Linked DNA regions of Homo sapiens: region 1 is linked to region 2. Evidence: chromatin loops called from intact Hi-C (ENCODE). Cell type or tissue: chondrocyte. All regions are shown on one strand.

Region 1 (8,000 bases), 250 kb after region 2:
ATACCCTCTAAAAGCTTTCTAATATTGCTGGCGTTCCACTCAACTAGCTGGCCTTCCCTATTTTCTTTTCTTCTCTCTCATTCCATGCCTCTCCGGGTTTGGACTGAGAATCCAATCTAATTTTATAAGAAAATCAAGTACAATGCATAGAATATGGGCAGACTGGAAGGCTGCAAGGCCATCTCTACCATTTAATTTAGATTGGATTATGAGAGGCTCAAGCTGTTGCCTAGGATCTCTGGGGAGTGAAAGTGACCTTCCTGAAGTGTGAGCTAGTGTCTGATTCTTATTCTGTGCTCTGGCAGCAAATCTCTTCCTTTTCTCAGGAATTCCAAAGGGAATAGTCAGATGTAATATTTAGCCTAGGAGCAGAATGTAATGTGTTTATTGTCTAAAACCCATCTTTCTCTGATAGCTATTACATTGTTTCTTCTTTTAATGTGACTCATTAATTTAGCTGCCTAGAGAATGATGTTTATGAGGCCAAGATTATATCCATAAGGACCAGCGTGGTGAGTCATTTTACAAATGTGCAACATTGGTAATAAGGAAAATTAAGTAGAAAAGTATTGTTAAAATTATCTTAATCCATGATCCACATAACAACATTTATTTTCAATCTTTAGCCTCACTGATAACAGTTTTTTAGAATGCTCTTCATATGCAAAGCATAAATGTTAACATCTATATTGTCATAAGTCTTTTAAATTTATTTTTATTTTCCTCAACTCAAGCAACTCTATGTTAAGCAGCGTAAGTCATATAGTATATTCGACTTGGCCAAAGGAAGCATCTGCAATGTAAGCAGTGTGGACTGCAGAAACTATGCTCAAGTTGGTGAAATAACATCTGCAAAAGAAAGCACTGTCTGAAAGGAAAATAAACAAGAGGTATAGAAATTATTCAGGGTGAGTTAAGATTGATATGCAATGAAATTAAGGAGAGAAATATTTACATTAAACAGCAGAAGTCTTTGTTAGACCTGAAGTTTATTAGACCTTGTCTTGTTGACTTAGGGAAATTCTTTTCCTAGATACATTTAACAAGTAATTTGAACATTTAAAAAAAAAACCAGGAAATAAAAAAAAAAATTCAGGCAAATATTTAGCACCTGAAAACACATTAAATTATGAGGCCTTTTTCCTATATATAAAAATAAAATTTTCTCAGGAGTTAGAAATGTCTGTCATTTGCATTACTTTTTAACTATATTCTTTTTTTTTTTTTTTTTTTTTTTTTTTTTTTTTTGAGACAGAGTCTCAGTCTGTCACCCAGACTGGAGTGCAGCGGCGCAATCTCAGCTCACAGCGACCTCCGCCTCCCGGGTTCAAAAAATTCTCCTGCCTCAGCCTCCTGAGCAGCTGGAATTACAGGTACCTACGACTACACCCAGCTAATTTTTGTAGTTTTAGTAGAAACAGGGTTTCACCATGTTGCGCAGGCTGGTCTCGAACTCCCGGCCTCAAGTGATCTGCCCGCCTCGGCCTCCCAAAGTGCTGGGATTACAGGCAGTGAGCCACTGTGCCCAGCCTTACCTATATTCTTTAAGGCTTAGAGATAGCAAGTATAATATCTTCTTCTGTGAATCACTAGATGGGTTGATAGTTTTAGTACCTTAAGTAACTTCTAAAGATCAATAGAGTTTTTCAGAGAAAGCTCCCATTTAACATTACTTTCTTTTTTTTAAATTTTTAAAAATTTGCATATGTTTATGGGATACTAGTGTAATTTCGTTACATGCATAGATTGCATAGTGGTGAAATCAGGTCTTTCAGGGTATTCATTACCCACATAACATACATTGTACCTACTAAATAATTTCTCATCATCCACCCACTTCCCACCCCCTCACCCTTCTGATTCTCTTCACTTAGTTTCAAAACAAATATCTGAATACCTCCTTTTCAGTGGTTCCAGGAGCATGTGCTTTTACTTAGCATTTTTATTTTGTTAGGAGTCATATATTGCAAAATTCTTAGAATAAGATCAGCACTTTCATTGCATCATTAATCTTGCTGCTTTTATTCTGAACTCAGGTATGGAATGAAATTCTAAAAGTTGAAGGAGCATAAAAGATCATCTAGCCCAGACTCATTTTATAGATAGGAAGCTGGAATTCAGAGGGTCTGAGTTACTTTGCTATGGTAACACAATTTGTTTGTGAGGGCAAGAACTGGGATCCACACCTCTGGACTCCTAATCAAGGGTCCTTATTACACCTGTTTTCCTCCCAATCAGCGAGTTACCCAGTCAGTTGCATATAAGTGGGGATGACCAGGCCTCCAGAAAAATTCCTTTGCTTAGAAGACCAACTTTTCCAGAGTGGGCACTTGCTTGTGTATTTAGGTCAATGCCAGACTTCACAGTCATTGCCCTATGTGTCCCTCCTTCAGATTCTTCCAATACATTGGAGAGAATCATGTACCTGCAGAATATGCAGTACCTTATGATGGGCAGGAGAAATGCCTTTAGAGAAGTGCTAAAGTGGGCCGGGCGCGGTGGCTCACGCCTGTAATCCCAGCACTATGGGAGGCACTTGCGGGCAGATCAAGAGGTCAGGAGTTCGGGACCAGCCTGACCAAAATGGTGAAACCCCATCTCTACTAAAAATACAAAAATTAGCCAGGCGTGGTGGTGCGCACCTGTAATCCCAGCTACTTGGGAGGCTGAGGCAGGAGAATCGCTTGAACCTGGGAGGCAGAGGTTGCAGTGAGCAGAGACTGCACTCCAGCCTGGATGACAGAGTAAGACTCTGTCTCAAAAAAAAAAAGAAGCACTAAAGTGGTTTGGTATGCCTCTGGGCAGTTGACAAACCATGGTGACACTCAGAAGACTGCAGTGAGGAGGGGTATATTGAGGCGAGGGATTGGTTAGTGTCAGGCCCAGGTACAGAGCCATGGGACTGTGGCATGGCTGTCACTGAGAACCTAAATCAGAAAACAATGCTTGCATGGGGCTGCTGGCCATGGAGGTATATATCAGAAGAGTAGCATGGCAGGTATTGCCCCCTGCAAACCTAAAGAACATGCATGTGTTTATCTTACAAGAAGTCAATCAGAAGAAACCATCCACAAGCGGCTATCATGATCTTCACTCTGCTCACTATCCCATTAATGCCCATACTGTCTGTTTGTCTGTCATTGTCTTCCTGAAGATATATCCAGACCCAATCCTTCCACTGGATCCCCGGGTTCCATCTCCTCTGCTCCAGTCAAGGACATCACACCAAGTCTCACCTCTAACTATGCTGCATCAACAGTTTTCTCTGTTTTGTTGGATCATTTTGCTTAGTCTACAGACAAGCTGTTTTCACTCACTTAAAGAAAACAAAATAAAAACAAAAAACTACCAAAAATTCTTGGATTCTTCTATTCTTTAGCTCCTGTGCATTTTAGATTTTTTTTTCCCGTCACCATGGCACCCAAATGCCTCTTCTCAAAATCACCAGTGACTTCTGGGCTGCTAAGATCAGTGGTCAATTCTCATTCCTCATCTTACCAGATTTGTTCACAGGTTTGACCTGGACAATCTCCACTCGCTGAGGCTTTCTCTTCCCTTGGCTCCTGGGACAGGACACTTTTCTGTGCTCTTTCTTGCTTCCCTGGCCAATGCTCCTCAGTCTCTTTTGCTGGTTTTTACTCACCATCTCCATGTCTTAAAGTTGGAGTGGCCCAGGGCTTAGTTCCTGGATAGCATTATTTTTTCTTTATTGAGTCTTTGTTAACTCATCACATCTGTCGCCTGCCTACACTCAAATTTATATTTTTAGTCCTGAAGTCTTCACTGAATCCAAGCTCCTTTATCTAACTGCCTGCTCAGTATTTATTTAATGGTTTCATAGGAACCTTCAAAATGTTGACCCACCCAGACCTGAACTTCTGACATTGCCCCAAACCAGCCTGTCCCATAATCTTTTCCAAGTTAATAAATCAAACCTCTGTCTTTCCAATTGCTCAGGCCGCAAATCTTGCTGTGTCTCTAGGCTGCTTTTACTCATTCATAGACAACATCTAAGTCCATCAGCAGATTTTCTCAGCAACACCTTCAAAATAAATTTTGAATCTGACCACTTTTCATCGCCTCTGTGGCTCCCAGTCTGACCTAAACAAGTATAATCTCTTATCTGGACAGACTCAGTGTTCTCTAAACTTTAAGGTGACCATGTAATTTATCAAAAATGTCCACACGGGAACACTTTTGGGGCAGAAAAGCCTTGCCCCAAATCCTAAAGAGGATTACTGCCTTTTAAATAATCCATAAGAGTTGCAAAGTGGTATTGTCTAAGGCAACAGGGATGTATGGTCATATTACCTAATTGGCTCCTTCCTGCTCTTATCCTTGCCCTGAACAATCTATTATCACCAGAGTGACCCAGTGAAACCCGTTAGGTTATGCGCCTCTGCTTAAAGCATGCAATGGAGAATCATCTCACTCACAGGAAAGTGTCTTTTCAATGACCCTACACGGTCTGTTCCCTTGCTACCTCTCTGCCCTGTATCTATGGCTCTCTACCTTGTTTGTTCCATTGCAGCCACACTGCCTGCCTGACTTTTCCTTGAACTTGCCAGGAACACTATGCTTCCATAGCTGGGCACCTGTGGTTCCTTCTGCCTACAGAATCTCATCCCAGTGATCTCTTTGGTTTACTCCCTCATCTCCTTTAGGCTCTGACTCAAACATCACCTTCACAGTGACACTTACTCTACTCCTCACAAAAATTGCACCCATCCCCCACAGCACTTCCTATCCTCTTTTCCTCTTTCACTTTTCTCCATGACACTTATCACCATTTAACATTCTTATATTTATGTTTATCATCTCCTTTTCTCCATTAGAATGAGGGTTGACATTTTTGTCAGTTTTGTTCATTTCTGTATGCTCAGAACCAAGAATAGTGTGTGGCATATAGTAAATGCTAAGTAAATATTCTCTGATTCACAGGATGAATAATTTTTTAAAAAAGTATAAGACCTTAAGCATTTTATTAGCTTCTTTCTAGCTGACTGGCAGCCTACAGATTTCTATGTATCTATAACCATATTTGAGAGAGACAGAGAGAAAAAGCCTACTATCCCCCAAATACTTAACATTTCAAAGTATTTTGATTTTTTTCTTGTCCATAGCCAAATTATGTTTTAAAGATTTCTAATCTCTATAAAGGTTTGTATGAGTAAGATTAAGAAAATCAAGCCAATGTCCCTAAGACCAAATTCCAAAGAGGAACGGAAAGTCACAAAAGTGGGTATGAGGCTCCTCCCTGTTCTGTTAAATTTTTTAATAGAAAAAATGAAGTTTGAAGGAAAAAGGCCACACCCCAGTCCAGGAATAGAAGCAGCAGATGGATAAAAAGTACGAAATGACTGTTTCTGGACCAAGACCTAGCAATGTATAAAGCGTGTCACATTTCTCTAAGCGCCAGCTTGTTCAAATGAGGACATAGCACTGAATTATCTCCAAAAGCTCTCCTAGCACTAAAGTTATATGATTCCTTATCTCGAACGTGCCCGAACATGTCTGTGGTCAGGATAAAGCATAAGTTTGATGATGGTGGTGTGCAATTCTGTTTTTGTTTTGTTTTGTTTTGTTTTCTCTGACCTCCTTAGCTGTTCCTTTCCACTCTCTCTTTCTGATGCTTCCTGCTAAGCTGAATTTCTAACTGCTGGGGTGGCTCCTCTAGAGTTGATCCAGGGCTTCTCTTTTCTTCCCTGTCTTTACTTACTACTTGGTGATTTCATCCAGACACTTCCAAATTTATATTTCCAGCCCAGAATTCTCCCCTGGCCTTCACATCTGCACCGGGATATCCAATAATCATTTTAAATTTGTTTACATCCAAAGAAGAATCCTTGATTCTTACTTCACCCTAAATGTCCTCCTCCTGTAGTTTTACTAGTCATCTCAATCTCAGTGAATTGCGCCACCATTTGTCCTAGTTGCTCAAGGGTGAAGCCTGGGAGTCATTAATTTCCCTTTCCCTCACTTCGTGTTTCTGCCGTATCAGAAAGTTCTGTGGACACAACCTCCAAAAGAGCTCCTGAATTCTGTCCACTTCTCTTCATCTCCATTACAACCACCGTAGTCAAAGTTACCATCACTCTCTTGCAACTTCTTTGAATTAGAATATAATTTTTAAAGCTGGCACAAATAGCCCCTTAATTAGTTCCCCTACTTTCATTGTTGATACAATAATCCCTTTCTCATTAAGCAACCAGAGGGATTGTTTTAAATGTAAATCGGACTGTTTATTTTAAGTTCTCTAAATGGCCCTTCATTACTCTGAAGATAATATTCCAACTGCATGCCTTAAAAGATCTATACTCAGGCCTGCCTGTTCCCTCTGTCTGGCATCCTCCTTCTTGGCCTTTTTGTGGCTGGTTCTTCTTGTTATTCAGACCATAGCCTCCATGGCTTCCTCAAAGAAAGCTTTGACCACACAGTCATTCTGCACCACATTTCCCTGTTGTAGAGCACTGTACAGCACTATTACCATCTTCCCCTTCACTAGATCATAAGCTCCTTGTGAACAGAAAGTGAAAGTAGCGCTCTGGGTTCATTACCATCACGACTACCACAAGTACTCTGGCATCTGAGTAGTACTTAGAAGGTTCTTAATATATATTAGTTAAATGGATTGATGAATGGATATTCTATTACCAGAGAGCTATTTGTGATGTGTCCAACACGTCTCATTCCTGTTTTTTCTTTCCTTTCTTTTTCTTTTTTTTAAGGTTGGGAAACTGATTATCTTATGTAGACTTAACATGTCCTCTTAAAGTTGGCCCAGGGATCCAGGTTGATTCACCAAGACTAGAAGATAGTAATGACTGACTGTCAAAGGGACCTGTCACCACATACCACCAAAGTTTCGTGAAACTGCTGGCAACCTAAAATTCCTAATGGGATGGTTGGTTCAACATCCTGGGAAAAGCACCATTATTGGTGCATTTCTTTTTATGGATGTTTATTGATGATACAATGTTGAGAATTATTGGCAACTGTTTGAGGGCTCTCTACCCTTGCACATGACACATTAGATTAATTTATATGATACTGGACTCATTGGTAGTTTGGTTTCTTTCTATAGAGGTAGAACCTACCCTCCATGACACAGGAGTCATTCAGAGGCATTCTAAAGAGGCCTCTATTATAGATAAATTGAACTGCAGGTTAGCCCAACCAGTTACGGCCCCAGCTTTAACAATGGCATTCTGATTCAAACATGCTCTGAAAAATCTGTGCCAAAGTTGTATTTTTCTTTAAAGGAGAATGACTATGACTTCTATATATATCAAAATGAATGCTGGGAAGAAACATAAAACAACTAGAATGAAAGTTCTGTAAAAAACACACACAAACACACACAAAACCTGCAATTCAGGTACTACTAAAGCAAGATATTATTTCACTTCTCTGAAAGGTTAAACTTGTTCCGATTAAATATTAACTGCAATACTATGTTCAACTTTGAGGTCCGCAATTTCAATTCATTCAACAGTATCTGTTAAGCAGTTATAGGTGTTCAGGCATTGTGTTATATAAAATGGAAAGGGCTTATATACACAATAACATGATTAGTAGAACAGATCTTTTGACTAAAGGATAAAAACCAACATTATATGTTTTCAAGAAAATAAGAAAGGCACATCATAAAAAGATTGTCTTGTCTACAGAGAGGAATAAGATAGAAACAATATTCCATTTGATATTTAAGATACCAATAAGAAAAAGGTTATTGATCCTAAGGGTTACATTAACTAGAAATAATTTCCATGAAAACTCAACTTTCCTTCTTGTAAAGTTTAAATAAATTTTCCAAGCTGGTTTACATAGTCCATTCTATTATCAGGGAGACATGGAGACTCCAAACATTTTGATAAGTTTGGGAAACTATCATGGTTTTAACTCACAGTCCTATGTAGATACAGTTGTACTAGTTCATGACTTTGACTCATATTCCTGAGGCACCTTCGACCATGATGTCACATAGAAATTTCAGTGAA
Region 2 (8,000 bases):
GAACAAATATAATAATCCAAGCAATTTGGTTTGTTCTTTCAACAGTGTGAAATAATAACAAGGGTGATAGCCAACCTGAAATTACTTGTCTACCAAGTTACACTTAGAAGATTTAGATCATCATAATAATAATATTCTAAGCTACAGTGTACCTTTTCTAGATTTACTCATGGATATGTTTTATGTTATATGGCTTTAAGGCTGTGAGTCTACAGAGGTATACACAGCAGTCCCTAAATTATATTCATACATCAGATTGGGGAGTGGGAGTGAACAGGGATGTTTGAAGAATTCTGACTCTTGGGTAATGTGGAGATAGCTCTTACTCCCCAGATAGAATTCAGTCATTATAATTTCTCCACATTTTCTGTATGTAGCATTTATACCCAGCTGTAGACTCTGCTCCTATATTTTGGGACAGAGTATTGCTCTGTCACCCAGGCTGGAGTGCAGTCAACTGATCTTGGCTCACTGCAACCTCTGCCTCCTGTGTTCAAGTGATTCTCATGCCTCAGCCTCCCAAGTAGCTGGGACTACAGGCGTGTGCCGCCAAGCCTGCTAATATTTGTATTTTCAGTAGAGATGGGGTTTCGCCATGTTGCCCAGGCTAATCTCCAACTCCTGTCCTCTGGTGATCGTTTGGCCTCGGCCTCCTAAAGTGCTGGGATTACAGATGTGAGCCAATGAGCCTGGCCTGCACCATATTTTGAATGCCCCATTCACTCCAGGTATCTATCTCCATTCTACATCATTCCTACATCATTTTCATCCCAAATGCCAACATATACTAATGAGATTTTCAAAAAGGAAAAACTTGTGTATAGTGATACTCTAAATAGGTAAGTTTGACATAGATTCTTAACAAAAGTATAAACCAGATTATTAACAATGGTTTTAGTGGGATCACTAATACCAGAATGGGTTAATCTGAAAACAGATCTTATTTAACTAGCTTCCTTTTTTTTTTTGAAAGAGTTTCTTGGACCAGTAGATTTGGGGATGCTAGAAACAGTAAATCTTTATTTCAGCAAAGCATCTAGAAAACCTTCATGAACTCCATGTTGGTTATGGTATGGGTGCATGGACTAAAGTGCTTGAAAAGTGTTGGTTCATAAATGACTGTTACCTTGGAGATCTATTTTGGCAGTGGGCTGTCTGAAGATACAGGGGAAAAGAAACCCCAAACCTAAGTGTTTTTTTCTGTTCTCTTATTCAACAATCAACATAGAAGACTTCTGTAAGCTCTGGTTACCAAGAAGTGTGTAAGAATTTCCCCTACCAGCAATCAACCAATCAATCCTGCAGCAGACACAAGCTGGGTGTCTTCAATTCAATTCTGAAACTATCTACCTGGAGATAATGTCAGATCCTACAGGTTGAGGGCTCAGTCCCACAAGACTACCCTGACTTCAGATGCCAAACAAAAAAGCCCCAGGTGGCTTTACTTGTGCTTCTGGCTGAACAACTAGAAATTAGGGTTCCCGTGACTCCCTCCTTGAGTTTGGTTATTTTGCTAGACCTGCTCACAGAACTCAGGGAAACATGTTTACCATTTTCTTATAAAGGATATTACAGAGGATACAGTTGAAGAGATGCATAGGGTGATTTATGCCCTCTCTGGGAGCACCGCCATCCAGGAATCTCCGTTTAGTTATTCATGTTCCCCTCTCTGGAAGTGCATGTAACCCATTCTTTTTTTTTTTTTTTTTGTGGAGGCTTTATTGCGTAGGCATGATTGATCAAGTCATGGGCCATTGGTGATCAGCTTAACCAGCCCCGGAAGTTAGAGGGTGGGGCTGAAGGTTCCAACACACTAATCATGCCTTGGTCCTTCCTATGACCAGTCCCCATCCTGAAGCTATGCTGGAGCCCCCAGCCATCAGCCAATTCATTCAAATACAAAAAGATGTTCATCACTTTGGAGATTTCAAGGATTTTAGGAGCTATATGTCTGGAAATGGGATGAAGACCAAATATATATTTTATAATATCACAGGCCTTTTTAAAGCCCGTTCTGTGTTACTGTTTCTTACTAGACGTAAATGGAGCCAAACAAGGCATACTTATTAAATTTACAAATGTTAAAAGTGATCACTAGTATTTATCTGAAATTGTGTCCTAAAACAAACACGATAAAATTTAATAAGAATAAAACAAAAATCAAGATTTAAATACATAGAAGTATAGACTATGAAAGGTGGAAGATACGGTTTAATTTAGTTGATGTGAAATAGACTTGGGTGTTCTGTTTGAATCTAGGTAGTGTGTGCTTGCATCAAAGGGGTGGCTGATCAGCAGCTGGAGAACTGGAACTCAGTTCTTGGCCCACTGTATTTGAATATTGTATTCTCAGTGCACAATTTAGAGAGGAGAATGAAAATCAAAACACATTCAAAGCAAGGTGAATAGTGTGATTATGGCAGCTCACTGCTATTTGAAAAACACTTAAAAGAGAATTTTTGAAGAAATGTATTAGATCTGTTGGTTACTTAATAGTTGCCCCTACTATTTCAAGGCTTGCAGTGTCTATAAAGAATGAGATTCATATTGTGTTGTTCCTAGGGGCAGAACCAAGACCAGTAGTATCAGGGAAGTTGATTTGATGTTCATAAATGATACAGGCTATAGTGTTAAGCAGACCTGGTTGTTAATTCTGGCGTCAGCATTGGCTTTGGCAAAAAGAAGGAAACTTCTGGGTTTCATTTTCCTAATGTGTTTAATAGGTATAATAAGGCCCATCTCATTTTAAGGACTAGGAATAATGTGTGTAAGTTGCTCAGTTCCTGGCATAGGTAAATATTCAACAAATAATCATGGTTATATGTAATGATAAAAATAGAAATTTACAACATTGGAAATGTTCAAGTGGATAGTGGTCTGGTGGAAATATTGGAGAGAGTATTCCCACTTAAAATAGGGGACTGGACTTAGCCGTTATATCGATTCCAACTTTTAGAATGGTTTGAATGTCCACCTTGGCATGTTACGTCGTTTCTCCCTGACTGTGCTTTTATTTGCTTCACAAAGCAAGCAAGTCCAATCTCTTTTAACCAAGTTTAATTTATAGGCTTTCGTGGACTTCTGGAAGTCAACTGACTTCGAAGTTAGGACAGCATGGGGGGATTGGGGGAGTAGCTATGACAATGAGGAGTTTTAAGAGTGAGAAAACACAATGTCTATGAGAACATGGACTTCTCTTTTAGAGGCTCCATGAGCTACTCAGAGAGGAGGTTATGAGGGTTGGTTAAGGTACGAGAGGCACAAAGTGAAAGAAGCCTCCACTACTTCAAACCACATCAGGGCTTTTGGCAAGAGCTACATGAAAAATAGGCTCACAGGCAGCCTGGCGAGGCGGGTCTGGGCTTGCAGGCTGGCGCTAAGGACCGGCAGTTGGGAGACTCTCAGGGACCCGATGGAGGGCCTTGGGCACCACCAGTTTACCGCATGGGTTGGAGAGACAAAAAAAGAGGAGAGCGACAAAAGGGGGAAAATAGGTCCGATGATCAGAGGAGGAAGACGAAGGCTGGCTGGTCATTAGATGCGTCTTGTTTGCCGCCAAAGGGCAGGGGTTACGAGCTGTGCAGCCAGACTGGGTGTTGCAACCCGAGCGCTCCCTCCGCCCGGGGCGTCCATCCTCGCCGGGGGCGAAGCTCTCCACACGCTCTTTGCCCCTTCCTGCGCCTCCTGGCTGCTAGTCAGTCCTGTTAGGGCACTTCTGGAAACCTGCTGTCGACTCGCTGCCTTGGTCCGACTTTGATCGCGGCCTTGATAACTTGGCGCAGCGCCCCGTCTCCTTTCCTCCGGTCCCTCTCCCGCCCACCCGGCCTCACCGGCCACTTCGCCTCAAGCGCTGGAGTCGACCAGAACTCTGCGGCTCGGCTGCCGGCAAGACCCGGATAGCGGATTTCGCTCCTGGCTGCGGGGCGCGCACTCGCCCGCCCGCCCGCTCGCTCGTTCCTCGCGCGGGCACTGGGCATGCGCGGCGCGCGGTTGGCACTGGCTGCGAGCGGGCGGGCGGCTCCAGACTTCACAGGCAGCAGCTAGCGAGGCGGTCTCGCCCGGCGCGAGGCCGGCGCTGTGCTCGCCTCGGAGATCGCTGCTCTTTAGCTGGGTGCAGAAGGCGGCTCCGCGGCTCGCGGACGACTGGCTGGGCGCGAATCAGATTGGGGGGCTTTCTCCCGGTCCCCTCCCACCTCGTCTGGGCTCGCGGCGTCTCCGGGGAAAGCCGTGGCCCCGAGGGCGGATCCGAGGTAAGAGCCCCTTGGCGAAAGGCGCCGGTCCCGGGGTCCGGCGGCTTTGACTTTCTCGATTTTAAAAATCCGCCTTTGTGTGCTGGAATCGGAGCGGTGCCAGGAGCCGCGTCCGCCTCCCTTCACTTTGACTGCTTTCAACTGGTGTTGGCAGCCAGGTGCGGTAGGGCGCTGCGGCCGGAGGCGTCCGCTCGCCGGGTCCGGGCAAGCTGTGGGGCCCGTGCAGACCCGCGCCCAGGGCTCCGGGAGGCTGGGCAGGGAGGGTTCGCCGTGGCCCAGTGATATTCATGGTAACCTGAGCTTCCGCAGATACACCTGCGCTCATCTGGTCCGTGGGGCGACTGCAGACCGAGTATCCCGATCTCGGCTTATTACGTTAGACTTGGGATTTGTGCGCTGCTCTGCCAACCCGCCTCAAATGGGGAGGGGTTCTTTTCAAAATGACCCTTTAGGGCAGGGTCCCACCCCCGTTTACCCCCTCGAATTAACATAGCTAATTGTTTCGGAATCGTTGTCAATGCCTAATGGCTGTTGACTTTCTTAGCTTGCTCCACTTTACTCACCATTTTACTTTTGGGAAGACAGACGGCCTTTCTCCGGTTGTGGTCAGTTCATGCATTTGAAAGGGGTTTCCCCACCCATGTACTCCCTGCCCTCTCCGATGTTCTCACTCTTACTTTCCTTCCTAGGACTACCTGTTTGCAAAATCTTTGCACCGACCGTTCTCCGGCAGTGTTTCTCAAATCCTCCTCCTCCCATAGGGCCCGTAGTACTGTTGGAATCTCGCGGGGGGCAGGACGCCGTGGTTAGGATTTGAAATCCGCAGACATCTAGAGCGGTGAAGGATTAGGAATTAGAATCCTCCTTTACAAAATATGTTTCAGTGAAATGTGTTACTGCTTCTCTTTTCAAGGTTTCTTGCCTTAGATAGTAAGGGGAATAGGTAAAAGAGCTAATATGTTAGGATGAGTTCAGGTAAAACTTGATTTCAGATGTGTGAAGAGTGTGACTTTTTGGCTTTGTCATTTTTGGGAAATAGGAGAGTTAGGATTCCGGGCAATCTTCTTTATATTGAAAAAGCCCCTCAAAGTAACTGTGTTGTGTATTGCCTCTAGTTTATTTTCATTGAAAGGACTCCATTCTTCCACAGCTCCTTGGGTTCTGGAAAGTGAGCACTAGTAATGGACGTCATGTGGTAGTGAGTCTATTGGAATTAAAGTCAATGTCATCCTGTCTCACCTAGTATAGATTTTTTGTTTGGGATCGCAGTTTTCTAAACATATTGCTGTAGTTCTTAAGTTGCTGGTGTGGAAAATTTTTGGTCACGAATTCACACTTTTACTTACAATTTGACAGTTAAAACAGTATAGAATTGTCACATAAAGGGTAAGGTAGAATGTATCACAAATGCAATAGTGATAATATAATGCCTTTATTGCAGAATACACAGATTGAGACTTTGTAAGATTGCACCACAAGTCATTCACTTTATAGCAGAAAAAAAAGAAGGAAAATATAATTTGCTTTTAATTCTACTATTCTGAGATAACCGCTGTTTACAAGACTTGGTGCATTCTCTTTGTAATTTTTTTCACTTCCCAATGTCATTGAATATTATATAGTAATTTCCAGTAAGTGTAATTTAACTTATACTGTTAGTAGCCCCACTCTTAATAGGGTGATGTTTCTTTTGTTTCCTGTCAGGAACCTAATGTCTAATTTTGAATATTTTGCTTGTTTGTGATCAAACTTAAAGATTTATTTTGTTTTTATTTCTAGCTTTTTCCTGCTTTCAAGGTTTTATCAATACTGATTCTTTTCAGATACCAGTTCTTTTCTATGCTATGGCATAGGCTTGCTACTCTCTACTTTGTGTTTATTACATTCCAAATCCTAGTTATTTTCTTACACTCTGTTTCACACCCTTTACCCTACTGCTTTTTATTCTTCTCTCTACTCCCTTCTTTTACATACCTCTTTTAATTCTGCAGCAGGTCACTTGAACCAAGGTTTGTATAAGAAAACATAGTATCCAGAATAGGAAATGATAGGTTTTTAAAAGTTGTCTCTTTAAATACTTGAAGTTCTATTGGATGAATATTTTAACACTGATTTATGTAATATTTATATACAACTCAGCTTTCCTGAGTTGTGTGAAACATACTTGGTAGTTACACGGATCATCACAAAACAACATAAGTTAATGATAAGGTACAAACTTTTGGACATCTGTAGAGGTATGTCGGGGGAAAAAGTGGAATTTTAATTAAAGTATTCTGGCTATAGTAAATCCCTCCTGGGAATTATTAATACTACATGAAATTGTTTGCAGCTGTTAGTGATTGAAAATATTTTTGTAAGAAAAATTCTGCATTGGAATAGTTGCAAACATTTTAAGTTGAATATATGCAAGAAAGTTTAAGGGTCTTCAGTGCTTCACTACAACCTTTTCAGTATTTTCTAGATGTATTCCTAAATGGGATTTAAAAAAATAGACCTTATTTCTCAGAAGTTTTGGATTTACAGGAAAGCTACAAATACGGTGTCTATATACCCCCATACCAGCTTCCCCTCTTATTAACATCTTGTATTATTGGTATTTGTTACTATTAATGAACCAGTATCAGTACATTAGTATTAACAAAGTTTATACTTTATTTAGATTTCCTTAGTTTTTAATGTCCTTTTTCTGTTCCAGGACCCTACCATCCAGGACACCACTAAATGTATTTCCTCGTAATGTCTCCCTAGGCTCCTCTTGGCTGTGACAGTTTGTTAGACTTCCTTGTTTTTGATGATGTTTGAGGAGTACTGGTCAGGTATTTTGTAGAATACATTTGCATTGGAATTCATCTAATGTTTTTTCTCATGATTAGACTGTGATTATAGGTTTTTGGTAGAAAGATCACAGAGGTAACGTGCCATTTTCATCTCATATCAAGGGTATATACTATCAGTATGATTTGTCACTGTGATACTCATCTTTATCACCTGGCTGAGATAGTGTTTATCAGATTTTTCCACTTTTCTCCACCTTTTTCATGCTGTGCTCTTAGAAGGAAGGAACTGTGTATAGCCTATACTTAAGGAGTAGAGAGTTATGCTTCCCCCTTTGATGGTAGAAATCTATATAAATTATTTGGATATTTTTCTCCGTGGGAGATTTGTCTCTTCTCCCCCATGTATTTATTTACTCAATCATATTTATTTTGTTCTGGACTCATGGATATATATATATTATATAAATATAAAATCTATCTATCTATCTAAATATTTTGGGTTATAATACAATGCTACTTTGTTACAGCTTGACTCCAGTGCCTCTTTGACATACTACCATCAATGTGAATTTTGTTTTTTTGGAAGCATTTCCTTACTTTCTGGTATTATGAGATGCTCTAGGTTCATCTGTATACATCTTGCCACAGTCCTAGAATCAGTCATTTCTCCAAGGAATCTGGATCATTTTGTTGGGGAATGGTGTTAGAAACCAAGATCTGGGTGCTAGGTGTGCTTGTTGCTACTGTGGTATCATTGCTTCTAGGTTCTCTCATGTGACAAAGCAAGAAATACATGTGTGTATATGAACATATCTGTACATATTTTTATGTAACAGTTTGTATCCATGTTTAACTATGAATTTACATTTTATCTGTAATGCTAATTCATTACCACAGGTATCATTCTAGCCTTCTCCCTTTGTTTATATGTAAACTTACTCCAACAGTGAGAAGAAACCTGGTTTGCACC

What was found. Hi-C counts contacts between places; a loop is a spot of excess contacts. Peaks named below come from ENCODE experiments on the same cell type or tissue, not always from the same donor. Only the 100,000 strongest peaks of a DNase experiment are listed, where the experiment ranks them.
Region 1: a loop joins it to region 2, with 2.8 times the contacts of the local background. A loop is called at or near these places in 9 of 110 quality-filtered maps.

What each region holds. Positions count from the first base shown.
Region 1 is chr12:15,533,010-15,541,009 of GRCh38, reverse strand. The region is part of intron 12 of PTPRO (protein tyrosine phosphatase receptor type O); the gene reads right to left. It overlaps LOC105369672 (a long non-coding RNA gene), which reads left to right. Exons shown (of 3, transcript XR_002957403.2): 3 at 1-1,122. Among named protein-coding and RNA genes, the nearest start is that of PTPRO, 210 kb to the right of the region's middle. RefSeq lists enhancers at 4,848-6,047, 6,463-6,552. In chondrocyte, no CTCF peak of the experiment used is centred here; no DNase peak of the experiment used is centred here.
Region 2 is chr12:15,785,411-15,793,410 of GRCh38, reverse strand. EPS8 (EGFR pathway substrate 8, signaling adaptor) reads left to right here and starts at 4,023. Exons shown (of 21, transcript NM_004447.6): 1 at 4,023-4,250. RefSeq lists silencers at 3,816-4,165, 4,426-4,545, 4,876-4,955. In chondrocyte, CTCF peaks have their summits at 3,493 and 3,696; DNase peaks (open chromatin) are centred at 3,890 and 4,520.